Linked DNA regions of Homo sapiens: regions 2, 3 and 4 are each linked to region 1. A link is an interaction called in ENCODE POLR2A ChIA-PET data of the cell type or tissue named here. Cell type or tissue: OCI-LY7. All regions are shown on one strand. Links, peaks and the distances in the headings refer to the core of each region. The heading gives the core; the rest is flanking DNA.

Region 1 (4,681 bases), core at 1,298-3,797:
GCACCTGATAAGTCTTATATATTAATATTATCTAAATGGTCTGTTTCCACCTACAGAACACTCAGGGAAAATAAATTATTTTTCCTCCCCAAATACTTTCTATCATACAATTATGAAACCCAAAACAGCATGATGTCAAAATTATCAACATTTATAGGACTTTTAAGGAAACAAAAATGCATCTAAATTTCCATTGATTTGGTACAAATTAAATTTTATATTTAAAAACATGAAGATAAGAGAATATGCAAGCTTCTAAAAAGAAGCAATGCATGTCTATATCGGTACTCTTAAAAGTGCTTTAGGTTTATAAATCAAGATTGAATTCATGAGGCTAAACACATCAATCCTGAAAAATCCCTAATTTCTTAAGTGCTGTATCAGTCAGTTTTGCTGCATAACAGTTAATCCAAAATCTCAGTGGCCTAAGAAATAAACATTCAATTTTTTCTGATTTTACACATCACTGGCTAAGAGTTAGCTTCCTGGCTCTGGTTGTCTCTGCTCTATGTGTCTCCCCATTCCTGCTCCCAGGCTAAAGAAGCAGCCCTTTCTAAGACATTCTCATAAATACTTGAAAAGAAGAAAAGCAAGAGGCCTAGTTTAAACAAGACATTGCATTTAAAGCTTTTGTTTATATGTGGCATACATTACATTTCACTGGACAAAGTAAGCCACGTGGCCAAGGCCAAATTATGCAATCAGCAGTGATAATGTAATTCTCCTGCTTAGAAGGAGGAAGTGAGTTAATTGTAAATACAATCCACCTCGGTTGCCTTTGTTGGTCACAGATACTCACTTTGTTCACTGTACACACAAAATTTACTTACAGCCACATGGAAGACATCCTAAAAGTTTCAACAAATCCAAACATCAGCCTTGAAAGTTCATGATCTTATTGCCATCAGATCCAAATAGCAAATCTTGATCTGGACACATGAACTAAGTAAACAAATTATCTTCTTCATAAGCACCCAACATAAAATGGTAGAGAAGAGGCAGAATAAACACATAAACATTCCGATTTGAATGTGAAATTAAAAAAAAAAAGGAAAACAGAAAACTCATAGTAGGTAGCAGTTCTGAAATCCCACTGGGCAAACGTGCTGGCCTTGGGGATAGAGGAAACTACTTTGATTAAGAGTCTTTGATTAGGGGTCTGCAACTTGAATTAACTTTCCAGAGAATATTCTCCAGGGTTACAGGCACCAGCCTCTTTCTTCCTTGTTCTTTGCCCTCCGTTGCCAAATCTAAAAAAAGTTATAAAATATTCCTTTCTTGGGCTGAGCAGCTTTTTTGACTATCTTATCCTCAGAAAGTTGAGTGTAGGCAAGACTTTTTAAGCTATAAAAAGCCACACACTCTTCTATTTTTGGCAATACTCCTGGCATTAAAACTTTTTAAAATTTTAACTTTTCTCTTTTTTAATGTCCATTTGATCTGTTCTCCTCTATATACTAATAGACTCACTCTCTATTCTTTTACAAATCTGTCTCTCTCTCTCTCTAAACTTGATTACAGGTATTTGAGCTTATCAGACTTCATGAGATTATTCCTTTGATTTTCTTTTCCCACCCAAGCCATTTTGTCCAACTGGAACGATTTACTGAGAAACGGCTTAATCCAATCAGGTTTTGTGCACAGGCTATTAACTTGGTCTTTGTCCCTAAAATGAGTCTTATTCTGAGTCTTAATTAGCCTTTGCAGCTCAAAATATTTATCATTTCACCAGTTAGAGATGAGAAACAGTTTGGTTTTGCAGCCCTGCAAATCCTGGAGTTTCTCAGCTCTTTAGTCTTCTTTTCATCTCCTGTGTTAAACAACTCACTTATTTTTGTACTCATTCTTTTTCTTGTATTATCAAATGCAGTTTCTAACAACTAATTCACATTAGTAACATTTCAAATCCTCTTTACTGGAAGCCTTCAGTACATGATACATGTGTTGCCCAAAATATTTTGCTGCTGCATAAAATGTGTCACCCATTTTCTAGCCTTTAATAAGTTTTCTCACTGCTAGCTGTCTCTGGCCCCCAAAATCGATGCCATATATTTTAAGTTTTTTATTATGATAACACTCCACTTCTAAGTATCAAATTCTATACTGTTCAGCCTTCTACATAACAATCTTGAAATCCCAAGGGCTTACAAAAACAGGCATTTTGTTCTTGTTTGTGTTTTGTGTTTCATCTAGGCAGTTATTAGATGTATGCAGCTACGGGGGCTCTGCTTAACTCAGCTCTATAGGTTTTTTTACTCACGTAAGCTGAAGTGTGGAGCACACCCATTTATGGAGCTGAGAAGAAAACCAAGATGCTAAGCTAACCCTTAGAATTTCATTTAAAGCCTCTTATTGCAGGTAGCATAGTTATAGCTGTTCACATTGCAATGGCCAGAGAAATTACATGGTTAAATTCAAAAAGGAGGGGAAACATACACCTTCCACAACAGGAAGCAGGGAACTGCTGTGGCAATAAGCTGGGAGAGATAAACTGTATATAAGAAAAGGGCATCATGTATAATTGCGAACAGTAACACCACCTGCCAAAAGTGCAGTTTAACAATGTTTTCGAATGCTCTATGATGCAAACATCCCCCATAAAAAATAGTAAAAATAAGACTGTACACTCATAACACTTTCCCAGAAAAGCAAATGATTTATTCACCTTCAAAAATAAACTATAATTTCAAAAATGGCATTGGGTCTTGTCTTAAATTTCTATCATTAGTTGGCATCATTTTAGAAGCTATTTCTCTGCATAAGAAAACCTATTCTATCTTAATCAGACCAGCTCAGAGCAGCTGTGACTATAATTACCCTTATTTGCAACAATCTCTGACACACACCTGGAAGACTAGGGCCACCCAGCAAGAAACAGGAAGAAGTTCAGAAGCCAAATCTCTGTCATTCCTGTTCATTTGTGTCTCTATGGTTATTGCTGTCATTACCAATACGGGCACTGCAGTAAGACACACCAAGACCTCCGAGGCCAGCCAGTGGCTGGGATATAACAGGCATCTGTAACTACACCTTGTTGAATTAGCTAACATTATCAGGGCACTGGGATAGAATATTTAAATGGACTTCACTATAATGCCAATCTGAAGTTTGGAGTAGATAAGCCACATATTTCTACACATGGCCCTCACTCAGCAGCCCCTTTCTCTCCCAAACCATTGCCTGAAAACCAAGTTACAAGGTGATGTTGTTTACTTTCTAAAACAATTCACTCTGAGACAGACTTGAGGCCAGGCGCGGTGGCTCATGCCTGTAATCCCAGCACTTTGGGAGGCCGAGGCGGGTGGATCACGAGGTCAGGAGATCGAGACCATCCTGGCTAACACAGTGAAACCCCGTCTCTACTAAAAATACCAAAAAAAAAAAAAAAAAATTAGCCTGGCATGGTGGCGGGCGCCTGTAGTCCCAGCTACTCGGGAGGCTGAGGCATGAGAATGGCATGAACCCGGGAGGCGGAGCTTGCAGTGAGCCGAGATGGCACCACTGCACTCCAGCCTGGGCGACAGAGCAAGACTCCATCTCAAAAAAAAAAAAAAAAAAAAAAAAAAAAGACTTGCTTTGATCCTTTTAAGGGATATTTCATTTTAAAGGAGAAAATATTTTTATCCAAAAATATTTTTCTGGTGGATGGGAATTTTTTTTGTGAAAGAGAGCTGCTTTTTCCTCCCCAATTTCAGAGTTCTGTCCCATCAACTTACTACCACAGTAGTGTAGTTTTCTGTCTCAAAGACATGGTACATGAGGTTCTTCTCTCTGGAACAGTCTCTTCCACACACCACATACCAAACTTGCTCCTGTAGTTAATTCTTCATTGTCTTTTAAAGCTGAGCCCAAGGACGATTTCATGGCCCTCTAGATCTCCTTATGACCTTCTGATAGAGACTTTCATAGAAACATGAACTTCTTTATAACACTGACAACATTTGAAAATTTAAAATTATCCCTGTAATTGGTTACTGGTCGATTGTCTTGCCAACTAGCATTTTAGCTCCATAAGAGCAAAGACCATATCTAACTTCTTCCCAACTCTATCTCTAGTGCTTATCCTATTACATATTGAATATATATCATAAATATTTGTTGACTATATGCATGTATATATGACCAAATAAATAAATAGGAATTTGAAGCTCTCATTATATAATCCCTCTTTTTAAAGACAGCAGTGACTTTCTATATAGTCTCTCAAAGGAGTAAAGAATGCAGAAAAGCTCCTAGGTGCTTTTTTACTTCCTTTCTGAATTCATCTGCTCTGCCATCTCTTGGTGGACTCTTCCAGTTGGCCTGGTATAGTATATTCCCAGAGTATTTTTTTAAAGCCTTTAGCACTTTATGACCACCCACAACTATCTATGTCCTGAGAAATTCCTCTAGTCACATGATTTCATGTTATCTTGTGTGTTTGTGTGTGTGTGATTTAGAAACCATGTCCTAATTCATTTAGGACATGATTATTTAAGAGAAACAAATAGAAGGTGAGGGGTTTTTTTTAAATATTATAATCTAGGAGGTATTGAAAATGATGTCATTCCCTAATGATCTCATTCATGATGGGATTGTGAAGTGGACTATGACAATGAAAACATTTCTGTGAGAACTTCCAAAGCCATCTGGCAAGCACAGAGCCTATATTTTTAAAGTGATAGCTTAGTTTCTAAATATA
Region 2 (4,681 bases), core at 774-3,273, 970 kb before region 1:
AAATTAATTGTATGTGGCCAGGATCAACCTGATACCAAAACCAGACCAAGACTATAAGATAAGAAAAATACGGAGCAGTATCCCTGATTAACACAGATGCAAACATCTTGAATAAAATATTAGCAAACCAAATTCAACAGCACATTAAAAGGATTATACACCATGACCAAGTGGAATTTACACCTGCAATGAAAGAATGGTAACAAATATGCAAATTAATCAATGTGATACACCACATTAACAAAATGAAAGAATAAAACCACACTTTCTGATTTCAAAATGTATTATAAAGCTATAATAATCAAAGCAGTAGATGCAGAAAAAGCATTTAACAGACATTTGCGATTAAAACTCCCAACAAAATAAGAATAGAAGAAACTTAACACAACAAAAGCCATATATGGAAAGTACAGAGCTAACATCATAATTAATGGGAAAAATCTGAAAGCTTTCCCTCCAAGATTCATTCCAAGGCCAAGATGCCCACTGTCATCACTTCTATTTAATATATTACTGGAAATCCTAGCCAGAGCGATTAGACAAAGAAAAGAGATAAAAGTCCTCCAAATCAGAAAGGAAGAAGTAAAATTATCCCTGTTTGCAGATGACATGATTATATGTGCAGAAAACCCTAAAGATTCAACAGAAAAACTATTAGAACTAATATACGAATTCAGTAAAGTTACAGTATACAAAGTCAACATACAAAGATTAGTTGTATTTCCATATACAAACAAGGAACTTTCTAAAAGAAAATTAAGAAAGCAATCCCATTCACAATAGAAACAAAAAATGAAATACTTAGGAATAAACTTAATCATAAAGGTGAAAGACTTTCACATTGAAAATTATAAATCACTAATGAAGGAAATTAAAGACACAAATAAATTGAAAGACATGCTGTGTTTGTGGATTGGAAAAAAATCACATTGTGAAAATATTCATACCTTCCAAAGCATTCTACAGATTCATTGCTATCTCTATCAAAATTTCAATGACATTTTTCACAGAAATAGAAAAAACATCCTAACATGTATATAGAACCACAAAAGAACCTGAACAGCCAAAGAATTCTTGAGCAAAAAGAACAAAGTTGGAGGCATCACATTTTCTGATTTCAAAATATATTACAAAGCTATAGTAATCAAAACAACATTGTACTGGCATAAAAACAAACTTACAAATCAATGGAACAGAATAGAGAGGGCAAAAATAAATCCATACATCTAAGGTCAACTACAATGACCGTAGATGATTTCACTGTGGTGCCAAGAACACACAATGGGTGTCTTAGTTCATTTGTGCTGCTATAACAAACTACAGACTGAGTAGTTATAAAGAATAGAAATTTATTTCTCATAGTTCTAGATGCTGTGACCTCCAAGATCAAGGTGCCAGTAGGTTCTTTTTCTGTTGAGGGTTTGGTCCCTACTTCCAAGATGACATCTTGAACTCTGTGTCTTTTGGGGTGTAGGAGGAGAAATAATGTGTTCTCACATGGAAGAAGGTGGAAGGGCAAAAGAGAAGAACTCCCTCCATTAAGACCTTTAGTAGGGGCACTATATCCCATTCATAAGACCTTCACTCTCATGACTTAATGATCTCCTGCAAGGCCCACCTCTTAATATTACTACATTGATGTCTCAGCTCATTTTCTGTTGCTTATAACAATATCTGAAACTGGGTAATTTATAAAGAAAAACAATTTGTTTCTTTCAGTCATAGAAGCTGAGAGTCCAAGGTTGAGGGGCTGTATCTGGTGAGAGCTTCTTGCTGGTAGAGACTCTCTGAATAGTCCTGACATGGTACAAGATATCACATGGTGAGGAGGATAAGCATGTTAACATGCTAGCTAAAGTCTCTCTGTCTTTTCTTATAAACCATCAGTTTCCCTGACCCCATGAAAACCTATTAATCCATTAACTCATTAATCCATGAACCCTAATCATCTAATTACCTTTTAAAAGCTTCACCTTTCAATACTCTCACATTTGGGGATTAACTTTCAACATTAATTTTGGAGGGGACATCAATATTTAATAGCAATAGGGAAAAAATAGTCTCTTCAATAAATGATGTTGGGAAAACTGGATATCCCTATGCAGAAGAATGAAATTGGATCCTTACCTCACACCATGCATAAAAATCATCTTAAAATAGATTAAAAAATTAAAGATAAGAACAAAAACCATAAGACTACTTGAAAAAAGCATAGAGAAAAAGCTTCTTGACATGAGTCCAGGCAATAATTTTCTGAGAGATGACACCAAAACCACAGGTAACAAAAGCAAAAATAGACAAGTGGAATTGCATCAAACTTAAAAGCTCCTGCACAGCAAAGGAAACAATCAATATAGCGAAAAGGCAACCTAAAGAATGGAAGAAAATATTTGCAAACTGTATATCTGATAAAGGGTTAATATAAAAAAATTTATGACACTTAATGGCAAAAACAGCAACAAACAATACAATTAAAACACGGGCTAAGGACCTAAATAGATATTTCTCAAAGTATGACATACAAATAGCCAAAGTTATATGAAAAAGTGCTCAACATCACTAAACAGAGAAATGCAAATCAAAACCACAATGAGATATCACCTCACACCTGTTAGAATGGCTGTTATTAAAAAACAAAAGATAACATGTGTTGGCAAGGATGTGGAACAAGAGGAATACTTGTTCACTGTTTATGGGAATGCAAATTAGTACAGTGACTATGGAAAACAGTGTGGAAGTTTTACAAAAAAAAAAAATAGAATAACCATATGATCAAATAATCCCAATTCTGGGTATATGTCTAAAGGAAGTAAAATCAGTATATTGATGAGATACCTGCAGGCTCCTATTTGCAGCTGTATTCACAATAGCCAAGACATGGAATCAACCTAAGTGTCTGTTGATGGACGAATGGATAAAGAAAACTTAGTATACATGTATAATGGAATATTATTCAGTCTTTAAAAAGAAGGAAATTCTGTCACTTGCAACAACATGGATGAACATGGAAGATATTATGCTAACTGAAATAAGCCAGAAACAGAAAGGGGAATACTGCATAATCTCACTTATTTGTGAAATCCGATAAGTCAAATTCATGGGAGCAGAGAGTAGAATGGTAATTTACAGGGTCTGGGTATTGGGGAAAATTGGGGAGATGTTGGTTAAAGGGTACAAAGGTTTAATTATTTGTGATGACAAGTTCTGGAGATCTTACAACATTATGGTGACTATGGTTTAAAATACTGTATTTTATACTTGAAATTTGCTAAAAGAGTTGATCTTAAGTTTTCTCACCAAACACACACAAAATTATAACTATGGGAGATGATGGATATGTTAGTTTGCTTTATTATGGTAATCATTCATATTGTACATGTATATTAAAGCATCACATTGTATACCTAAAATATATACAATTTTTATTTGTCAAGTGTACTTTAATACACCCAGAAAAAGAGAGAAAGAAACTAGAGTGTCCCAGAATCAAGTTTCAACTGTCACTGTTGTGTGCCAGCCTTAATAAAATAATATCATTTCTGCAAATAGAGGAAGGGTTTCCTATTACCCCATTTGGAGCAACTTTGGAAATTCTCTTTGAAATGACTTGACAGGCACTTTCCCACATTACCTGATAACACATTACAATTTCATTGGACTGAAGGTACCACAGTAAAATGGTTTGTCTCATTATCTGTAGGTTACATATCATTGTTTTCATACTAAAATGGAAAAGTGATACATATTATTCACAAACTTGTAATTTTTTCAACTTTTTAGAGTGCATTTCTGTGTACGTTGTTGAGTGAGCCTTCATAAACCTTAAAGTCTGGCAGGAAATAATTTTACTAATGAAGTAAAAAATATAAAGAACTTCACTCCTTTTTAAGGCTCAATAATCTTTCACTGTATGTATACACTTCATTTTGTTTCTCCATTCTTCTGTTTATGGACCCTTGGGTCATTTCCACCTTTTAACTACTGGGAATAATATTGCTATGAGCAGAAAAGCCTTTTCCATGTAGAGTAATTCACAGTTTCAACTACTTTCCATGAAGCATTTTTTCATCTGTTCTAAGTATCAGCATTTCATCGTAGGGTTAAAAAGTAGTTTTGCTGTAGAAGTAGAATGAGCCTGGGGTTTGAAGTTAGACAGCAAGTGACCATTTCTGCTTCTATTTCTGTGTGAACTTGGTTCAGTTTCTTCATCTCTTAAATGGATCAATAATAATTTCTGCTGCACACACTGTTGTGAAAATGAATGAGACAATAAAGCAACTAGTGTAGTGTCTGAGGCATTGTGTAGTGCCTGACACGTCGTAAGAGGATAGTAAATGCTAGCCATTAGTAATACTTCCAAATGGCCACATATTTCAACCACAAGACTTAATCTCATCTCAAGCTGCTTCCTTCACCCCATTATCTCACACTGGGGCTTTGTTCCTACTTTTTCCTCTAATGGTTCTTAAGAGTTTTACTTCAATTGCTTACATAGATCACAACACCATTCCCCAGTTTGTTAACCTTTTTAATATTTCATTCTCAAAAAGGTCTATTCTACCAGATTTACCTTTAGATCTGTGTTATAACTTCTATTAGTGAGAATATGTTTTTAGAGGTTAAAGATTATTCATATCTGAATTATTTTGCGGCCCATATAAGAAAAAGTACTGAAATGATA
Region 3 (4,681 bases), core at 704-3,203, 620 kb before region 1:
TTTTGTTTCATTTGCATTTTTAAAAAAATCTCGGTGTTTTTCTCTGTTTCTAATTTCTATTGATATTTTCAATTTCATTGATTTTTCTACCTCTGTTGTGCTCAGTCTGCCTATTGAAGGAGTGCATTTTTGATATTATGTTTTTCATCTCTAGCATTTTCACTTGGATTTTTAAAAATAGTTTCCATAAGGCCTGGCACAGTGGCTCATTCCTGTATTTCCAGCACTTTGGGAGGCTGAGGTGCGAGGATTGCTTGAGGCCAGGAGTTCAAGGCTGCAGTGAGCTATGACTGTGCCACTGCACTTCAGCCTAAATGACAGGGTAAGACCCTGTAAGACTCAGTTCAAAACAGATACTATTACACTTGGGCCATAACACATTTCAGTTTCAAATTTGCATTTAAAAATAAATAAATAGATAGATAAGAAAATAAATAGTTTCTGTATTTCTGTTGAAATTGCCCATTTTTTCATCTGTGTGGCCCACCTTTTTCACTAGATTCTTTGACATATTAATTGTAATTATTTTAAATTCTTTCTTTGGTATTTCCACCATCAGGGCCATCTGTGAATCTCATTGTTTTGACTATTCTATCTCTTGATAATGAGTGGGAAGGTTGCAGGAGTTTGCTTTTCAAGTGTAACATAATTTTTGATTGAATGTCTGTTTTGTGTGCGCGTGTGTGTGTGTGTGTGTGTGTGTGTGTGTGTAAAAGAAACTAAGTCTCTAAGTCTAGGAGACTAAAGTAAATACTGCTTATGCCTGGAAATAGGTATACTTCTTCTGCTAGGCCGTTAATGTGATTGAGGGCTTGAGTCAGTTTGGTCAATGGCTAAGCTAGGTTTGGGGTTTGTTGTTGCTGTAAGCTTCTCCAGGGGGTGGGCTGCTGCTGCTGTGTTCTTCATGCGAGGCCTGGACGCTCAGCAGGCTTTTCTTAAGGATCCTTCCTCACCATCAGGTTTTGGCAGATCCTGTGTACCTTTGCCACAGAACATGTTTCTCTCTCTCTGCCTTTGTCCCGCCACTGGCAGTAGCCCGCTGGTGCTTGTTACTAGGCACAAGACTTAAGTAGGCCAGAGGGCTTTCCTGGGGCCCCTGCTCTAGCATTAGTTGGGCAGGTGCTCTGCACTTGAGTCTCAGGGTTGTGGGTTTATCAGCATTTCTGCCTCTACCCTAGTGTTAGGTGGCCCCTGCTTCTGACACCACTCAGGGTCAGCGGCAGTGTCCTAACCACTAGCTACATGTGGCTATCAAAATTTAAATTTTAATTAAATCCAATTAAATGCAATTAAAAATTTACTTTTTCAGTCATATTAGCCACTTTCAGGTGCTCTATAGGCACATGTGTCTGGTGACTACTGTATTCTGTAGCACAGATACAGGACATTATGGTCACCACAGAAAGCTCTGTTGGACAGCACAGGCCTAGAGGGTGGATGGTTTCCTGGCCCTACTGGCTGTGGCAGGTGAGCTCCACCTCATATCTTTAGAGTAGAAGGTTTGGGGCATGAGAAAGAGGTTTCTGCCCCTCTTCCCGCAGCAGCAGACCTCTCCTGTGGATCACTGGGGTTCTTGGGCAAGAGCAGGTTTTCTGCCCCTCCCCTTGGTGTCAGTGCAGGATACGTAGTCAGGTTCTGTCTCTCTCCAGAGGCCACGGGTCATTGCCTGGAACAGAACACCTGCGAGTTTCATGTTCCACCCCCAGCAGCTGGTAGCTTTTGCCTCCTGTCAAAGCAGAGTGACATATGGGACGTGGCAGGTGTCTCCCTCCTCACTCAGAGGCAGAAGGCTTTTGTTTCCTGTGTGAGGCAGGTCTGTGGCCTGGGTGGTTTTTGCTGCTCCCTGGCAGCCACTGCTCATCACCTTGTATTCATGCAGCACAGGGACAGAAAGCAGATGGGTTCCTTCAAGTACTCCTACTCCACCCTCGGACCTTGTCTGTGCCACCTGGGGGCTCTCTAAGGTATCCTGCCCTGCCTCTAATCTTTCTTACGAACCCTGATGGAGCCAGTGGAAAACAGATGAGTGGCTGTGGACTTTCCATGTGCCAGGGCCCCCAGGTTTCTAACCTAAATGCTAGTCCACAATCCTTAAGGAATTAACCATCACTTGTTTTCTTCCTACCCATTTTGTGACGGGTTCTCTCTTGCTCTGACAAAGGTGAGACTATTCTGTGTTCCATTTTTTTTTTTTGACATTTAGTTCATCTGATTGTTTTGTGACCTTGGCTCACAAAATGTTTCATGACCTTAAGCTTAAAAGAATGACTGTAAATTTTTCAGCTTTTTGTCATTATTAAGTTGGGGGTGATGTTCTTTGTGGCTTTCCACATCCTATGAATAGTGATTTATTTTTAACTGTGTAGGGTTTTTGAGGATAACTTTTCCCACTTAATTCTAGATTAATTTCCTGCCCAGGAGCTGATAAAAGTGGAACTTCTTATATTCCATGTCCAGTTAGCTCCCCCATTCAGTCAGGGAAGCACCCCTATTTAGAGGCCCTATGTGAACTTAGGCCGTTTTGCTATGGTTTCTCTAAAGGGGTTCTGTTTCCTAGGATGCAGTCAGACCCTGGCGGCCTCAGGCAAGCCTCAGCAAACTCACCCTCAGGGCACTGGCATTTGGAGCCATTTCTCATCCCTTTCTAGATCTACCTTTTCCTGTCCCATTCATGGTCTTTGTTCTTTGCTTGTGTGGTGGAGGAGAGAGCTATTTGGAGGGAGCAGGTCCTCTTTTGGGGAATTTTTTTTTTTTTTGAGAGAGAGGGTCTTGCTCTGCTGCCCAGACTGGAGTGTAGTGGTGCAATCATAGTGTACTGCAACCTTGAACTCCTGGGTTCAGTGGTCCTGTAGTCTCAGCCTCCTGAGTAGCTGAGACTACAGGCATGCACCACAATGCCTGGCTGTTTTTAAATTTTTGTGGAGACAGGATCTTGCTATCTTGCCCAGCCTGATCTTGAGCTCCTAGGCTTAGGTGATCTTTTGGTCTCAGCCTCCCAAAGTGTTGGGATTGTAGGTGAGAAATACCACACCTGGCCAAGATTATCTTAGTTTTCACATTGTAGCTTTAAACCAAGATTTGGTTTAAAGATTTGAATTTTTCCAAGGCCTTGGGCCTTGGGGGTACCCCAGGTATGCTGCCAGACCTTTCCCTTCTTATCTCTGTTGTCTTTGTCTCAAAGGTCTGCTTTACCACTCCAAACTACACTGAGGTAGAGAAATGCCAGTTGCTGAACTCTTTGTGTCCAGTGCCTCAAACCCATTTTAGTCTTAGGAACTATGGATCATCTGGAAATTATAGAACTTATGTTTTTATTGCATTAGACACATTGAGCCAAAACAGTCACTCATTGAGTTAGGACACAAGCTCATAAATACCCATTTTATAAACATTAGGTTCAAAAGAAATTGTTGTTTGTAACTGTTTACGATAGAAAACTTCACGTCTCGTATAACCCCTTTTGATTTCAACATGGAAGGCACCTGGGCCAATTAGAAAGTTATTTCAGAAACTCTGCCTTTTGAACACATTTCAAAAACCCAATTAACTTATACAGGTTTCAAGTTTCTAAGATCGCAGTTCTCTCCAGCCTTGTTTGCAGAAACAGCCAAATTAGTTCTTACAAAATTAAAATGGAATTGCCAGTGGTTACAAGTAACAGCAAGTCTGTTATATTGTTTTATATTTTATTAATTTTCTTTCATGAACTTTCTTATCCCTGATCCTCAGATTGTTCAGATGTAGGTCTGGGTTTAACAGACCTGTGCCTTTTGCACTTTGCCTTGACACCATGCAGTGAGACTGTGAGTCTCTGAGTCCAAACGAGGGTGGGTATCTCAGAGTTCCTAGGTATCAGACGCTTTTGAATTTATCTAGAGGGTTTGGGTGGTCTATTGATGTAGGATTTGAAAATTATCCCCCCAAAAATTTATTTATTTATTTTTTAATTTTTTATTTTTTTATTATTATACTTAAAGTTTTAGGGTACATGTGCACATTGTGCAAGTTAGTTACATATGTATACATGTGCCATGCTGGTGTGCTGCACCCACTAACTCGTCATCTAGCATTAGGTATATCTCCCAATGCTATCCCTCCCCCCTCCCCCCACCCCACAACAGTCCCCAGAGTGTGATGTTCCCCTTCCTGTGTCCATGTGATCTCATTGTTCAATTCCCACCTATCAGTGAGAATATGTGGTGTTTGGTTTTTTGTTCTTGCGATAGTTTACTGAGAATGATGGTTTCCAATTTCATCCATGTCCCTACAAAGGACATGAACTCATCATTTTTTATGGCTGCATAGTATTCTATGGTGTATATGTGCCACATTTTCTTAATCCAATCTATCATTGTTGGACATTTGGGTTGGTTCCAAGTCTTTGCTATTGTGAATAATGCTGCAATAAACATACGTGTGCATGTGTCTTTATAGCAGCATGATTTATAGCCCTTTGGGTATATACCCAGTAATGGGATGGCAGGGTCAAATGGTATTTCTAGTTCTAGATCCCTGAGGAATCGCCACACTGACTTCCACAATGGTTGAAGTAGTTTACAGTCCCACCAACAGTGTAAAAGTGTTCCTATTTCTCCACATCCTCTCCAGCACCTGTTGTTTCCTGACTTTTTAATGATTGCCATTGTAACTGGTGTGAGATGGTATCTCATTGTGGTTTTGA
Region 4 (4,681 bases), core at 1,428-3,927, 74 kb after region 1:
TATTGCTGTATAGCTCCTTTTGACCTTCATTTCATGTATAGTTTTCCCTATTGAATCAGTTTCCAATTATTTGACTTTAATTTATGTAACTTGAACCTATGAAGCAATGGATATTTGTACTGTTTAATGTTCTGTGATACAGAACTCTTAAAAATGTTTTTTCATGTGTTTTATAAAATCAAGTTTTAAGTGAAAGTGAGGAAATAAAGTTAAGTTTGTTTTAAATTTGTCTTAAAACATTTTGATACTGGTTTGGTGTTGATATAGTTAAATGGTAATTAGAATTGATTCAGCATAGCTAATGAATTCTTGTTCCTACGAAGTTATAGAACTTAAGGGTCCAAAGTTGAGTGAGTCTTGAGGTGTCTTCAATCTAATGGATAAACTTTGATCACATCCTGTTCATCTCATAGCAATAGACTTAAGGCTATTACTTCATCATTGTGAAAAGATAAATGTCCTTTGGAATTAGTCCAACAATTCCAGTTGAACAAGTGTTGATTTTAGTACTTTACTATACTCTTAGCCTTATTGTCAGCCTACTTTTCCTTATATACTTAAATACTATGCTTATTCCTGTGCTTTCATTAATACCCTCATCTGGTACATGCTTTCTATCCAGTTCTCACCTGTTTTTCCAAGGTCAGTTTAAGGCAGATTTGTAAAGTCTTCTCTAATCTCTAATCTAAATCTGACCTCATTTTGTAAAAATTCAGTTTATTAATGTTTATTATTAGACACTAAGTTCTTTATGTGTATTAACTTATTTAACCTTCACTATTTTTAAGTAATTGCACATAGTCTGAATCTGTTCATTCAGAAATTACATATTGAGCAAATACTGTGGATCAGTGGCAGTTTCTGGGTTCTCAGTGACAAATTTGTAGACTCTTCATATCTTTATGGAATAAGTGGACCACTGGTGTTACCAACCTAGATGATTTCAAGAAAAGTGGCAATTAAATGCTTCATTTGTATTTTAACTATTTGAGAAGTCAGACTAAATTCTGCGAAATCACTTTTCCCCCCCAAGATGGAGTCTTATTCTGTCGCCCAGGCTGGAGTACAGTGACGCAGCTCAGCTCACTACAGCCTCTGCCTCCCGGATTCCAGCCATTCTTCCGTCTCAGCCTCCTGAGTAGCTGGGATTACAGGCACGTGCCACCACACCTGGCTAATTTTTATATTTTTAGTAGAGAGAGGGTTTCACCATGTTGGCCAGGCTAGTCTTGAACTCCTGACCTCATGATCTGCCCGCCTTGACCTCACAAAGCATTGGGATTACAGGCGTGAGCCACTGCGCCCGGCTGAAATCACATTTTTAAAGGTTGTGTGTATACTCTGGTCATTTCAACTCAGCTACCAATATTAACAGGATTAAATTCTTAGATTTTTGTATCATTTGCATGCTACTATTTACTCTGAGGTTTCTGGAGAGCTAGTCATGATGAGTCATTTTACCCCTTACAGATTATATAATCAATTAAGAAATACACATTTTGGGCTGGGCGCAGTGGCTCGCGCCTGTAATCCCAGCACTTTGGGAGGCCGAGGCAGGTGGATCACGAGATCAGGAGTTTGAGACCAGCCTGGCCAAGATGGTCAAACCCCGTCTCTACTAAAAATATAAAAATTAGCTGGGCGTGGTGGCGGGCGCATCTCAGCTACTTGGGAGGCTGAGGCAGGAGAAATCGCTTGAACCCATGAGGTGGAGGTTGCGGTGAGCCAAGACCGTGCCACTGTACTCTAGCCTGGGCGACAGAGCAAGGCTCCATCTCAAAAAATAATAAATAAAAAAGAAATACACATTTTGGAGCTGAGTGGGAGCCAAACTATGAGTTTTATTGAGGTGAAGCTATACTGGAAAAGCTTTGCCCTGTAGCTCCAAGTGGACTGTCCCATCCTCTTTCTAGACCTTGAGGCTTACCTCAGGAGGATGATGTTTAAATCAACAGCTGAAAGACTTGTGAGTGGTTTCTACACCATGTTAAAGAGAAGGTTCTAAGACAGCATGATAGGCCTCTAGGCCTGGCCTGGACTCTGGCTCAGTGTTGCTTACCATATGTAGAGGATGAACAGAGGTTAAGCCCATCAAGGTCTGAAGTAGAGCCCAGGAGGAACTGAACTGTATCTGGCTTTCAGGATCCTTTTCCCAGTGTCATCAATCAGAGAAGTCAAACCTCTGTGAGAATGCTTGTGCAGAGGTATAACAGTCTCATGTATTGGTTGGCTTTTGCTGCACCTTTCTCATTCTGTTGGAGGGACATTGGTTAGTCAGGACTCTGAAGGCCAGCTTTTTCACACTGACCAAAGCAAGTGAAGGTCAAGCCTAACTTTAATGGGACCAGGAAGTATACTCCTCCCATGGAGGTGGTGGGAATGGCACCGAGAAGTTTGATGACAGTTATCTAATGGACTAGAGGTTGGCAAACTTTCTGTAAATGGCCAGGTAGTAAATAGTTCTGCTTTTGAAGGCATATGGTCTCTTGCACCTACTCGAGGCTGAAAGCAGCTATAGACAATACATAAATGAATGAGCGTGAGTGTGTTCCAATAAGAAAAAAACATGGCTGTTTGCTTCGGCCCCAGGGTTGTAGCTTACCAGTCCTGTAACAGATCACAGTTTGCTCTTTTGGTCACAAATACTTGAACCCCTCCCTAGTTCAGAGCATTTGATACCGTAATATTTAAAGCTCACTTGTAAAACATCGTTTGTTGCCTCCATCCATAGTATCTCAAACAGAATGTCTCTCCCAAATATACCTAAATTCCATATTCTCTGAAGCACAACCAGCTATTTTCTTGACATACTTCCTAACACACCCCACAGTTCACAATTTGATCTGAAAACTTGTTAAGGGAGGTTCTTTGGCATGTGATGCCATAAAAAGAGAGGTATGGGCTCTCCTTTAAAAAAGAGACCCTTTTTATGAGACTCACAATAGGATAAAGAGCCCATGCCTATTTTTAATCATTTTTTCACTATATAGACATGCATGCTGAAAAATGTTTTTATTAGTATAATGCTAATTATACTGACTTCCTATATATTTTAGCATATAGATTCAAAGATTATTAGCACAATAAGGTAGATAACTTCATAGACCATTTCTTCATCTTGTTTTCATTTAGTATGTAAAATTTATCTAAAATTTACATGAAAGATCAGAATAGCTATGTAATGCTACTTTGTAACTCTTATATTTTCCACCAGATGTCACTAATGCTGTAATATTCAAATTAAGATGACTTTCTTTTGGTTCTAAAGGCTGTAAGCTTATTGGAAAAGCAAGGTTACTCAGCATTGGAATTCCTGGCAACAAATATATAAATACATTAGGGGAATAAACACTTAGCATTTATTATTTACTAGTCACTTCACATGAATTTTTATTTAATTCTCATGCTTTTGTGCACAAGTAAAACTGGGGGTCAATGGGCATGCAAATTGTGTCGTGGTTTTTGAAGTTTAGTGGTCTCTCCTATCCCTGGCCAAGGAAGTATGCAAATTGTATTGTGGTTTTTGAAGTTTAGGTGATCTCTTCCTTCTATCCCTAGCCAAGGAAGTTCATCCTGACTCCCCAACAAGCATATCAAAAGGAGTGTTTCGTCACCTTTTTCCTCTTACCCTTTACATCCTTTTAGCAATAAAGTGTTCAGAACAAACTGGTTTTCCTTTACTGTGCTTTGCAAAACTTATTCATGTTTTATTGGGTGACTTTGTATTTACACTTTCCTCAGATAGTCTGTTGTCAGATGACTTTGACCAATGATTGGGAGGAACCAAATACAGAGGATTTTATCCTATGCCTAATCTATATTGTCTACAGAGTAAATCAGGTATGAATTTGTGAACAGTAATGAAACAATTTTCCAACTAATCAGAAGAATTGTTTGTTAAGTAACCTTAATTACTCAGTTTTTGGTGAATTGTTTGCGGCTTAACTTGTAAATAATTTCTTATTCTTTTTTTAAATGTATGAAATATTTCTAGTTATTTTGTTCAATGTGACTGATAAAAGTTTATATTGGAATAGCTGTGAAATGGAAACTGTCTACTCAATTTTAAATTTTATTAGTTATATATTTTTAAAAATAGATCTTTTAGAGATATTTCCATTCTTCATAATTATGACTTTTAAAGCCAGCAGTATTCACTGAGGCTAAAAAAAAAAAAAAAAACAAACGTAGTTGGGCAAGCTACTTAATCTTCATTAGAGTTGACAATTCTGTTCCAATCTGGCAAAAACATTGTAGCCCTAGCAACAAGACTATTAGAAAAGGCCTAGAGTGAAAAATGTCAGAGTTGACCCTCTGATTACACAAGTTGGTTTATGTTACCATGTCACCTATTTTTGTCCTCCACCATGTGATCTATTTTTATACCAGAGAAACATAATATAGTTACATTTACTTGTACAAAGCCCATTTCATCTACATTTATCTGCACCATTTTGCTATGCAAGCTTGTTTGCACAAAGGAACTTACATGAGATCAAAATCTTATTTTCTTGGAATTTTATCTGTGTGGAAAAAGGCATCCCAAATATAAGCTGGACCACCCATAGTCCATTTCCTTGCAAGGGAAAGAGTCCAAACACTTTAAAAAACTTTCTAGATATGGACATATCTAGTGGATGCCTAGACATGGATATGAATTTCTTTCTGAAATGGCAGTCTC

The links. Peaks named below come from ENCODE experiments on the same cell type or tissue, not always from the same donor. Only the 100,000 strongest peaks of a DNase experiment are listed, where the experiment ranks them.
Region 2: POLR2A ChIA-PET joins it to region 1 with 8 read pairs; 2 of 35 experiments call an interaction of 5 or more read pairs at or near these places.
Region 3: POLR2A ChIA-PET joins it to region 1 with 5 read pairs; 1 of 35 experiments calls an interaction of 5 or more read pairs at or near these places.
Region 4: POLR2A ChIA-PET joins it to region 1 with 6 read pairs; 2 of 35 experiments call an interaction of 5 or more read pairs at or near these places.

What each region holds. Positions count from the first base shown.
Region 1 is chr4:120,129,163-120,133,843 of GRCh38, reverse strand. All of the region lies in intron 2 of MAD2L1-DT (MAD2L1 divergent transcript), which reads right to left. Among named protein-coding and RNA genes, the nearest start is that of MAD2L1-DT, 65 kb to the right of the region's middle. In OCI-LY7, for the core only: no CTCF peak of the experiment used is centred there; DNase peaks (open chromatin) are centred at 2,533 and 2,853; H3K4me3 peaks cover 1,751 bases; H3K27ac peaks cover 2,500 bases.
Region 2 is chr4:121,098,173-121,102,853 of GRCh38, reverse strand. No RefSeq gene overlaps it. Among named protein-coding and RNA genes, the nearest start is that of NDNF, 28 kb to the right of the region's middle. In OCI-LY7, for the core only: no CTCF peak of the experiment used is centred there; no DNase peak of the experiment used is centred there.
Region 3 is chr4:120,746,718-120,751,398 of GRCh38, reverse strand. All of the region lies in intron 14 of PRDM5 (PR/SET domain 5), which reads left to right. Among named protein-coding and RNA genes, the nearest start is that of PRDM5, 170 kb to the left of the region's middle. RefSeq lists an enhancer at 1,960-2,009. In OCI-LY7, for the core only: a CTCF peak has its summit at 1,968; DNase peaks (open chromatin) are centred at 1,068 and 1,758; H3K4me3 peaks cover 1,819 bases; H3K27ac peaks cover 2,500 bases.
Region 4 is chr4:120,054,978-120,059,658 of GRCh38, reverse strand. MAD2L1 (mitotic arrest deficient 2 like 1) reads left to right here. Exons shown (of 5, transcript NM_002358.4): 5 at 1-4,036. Among named protein-coding and RNA genes, the nearest start is that of MAD2L1, 9.5 kb to the left of the region's middle. In OCI-LY7, for the core only: a CTCF peak has its summit at 3,196 (motif pointing right); no DNase peak of the experiment used is centred there.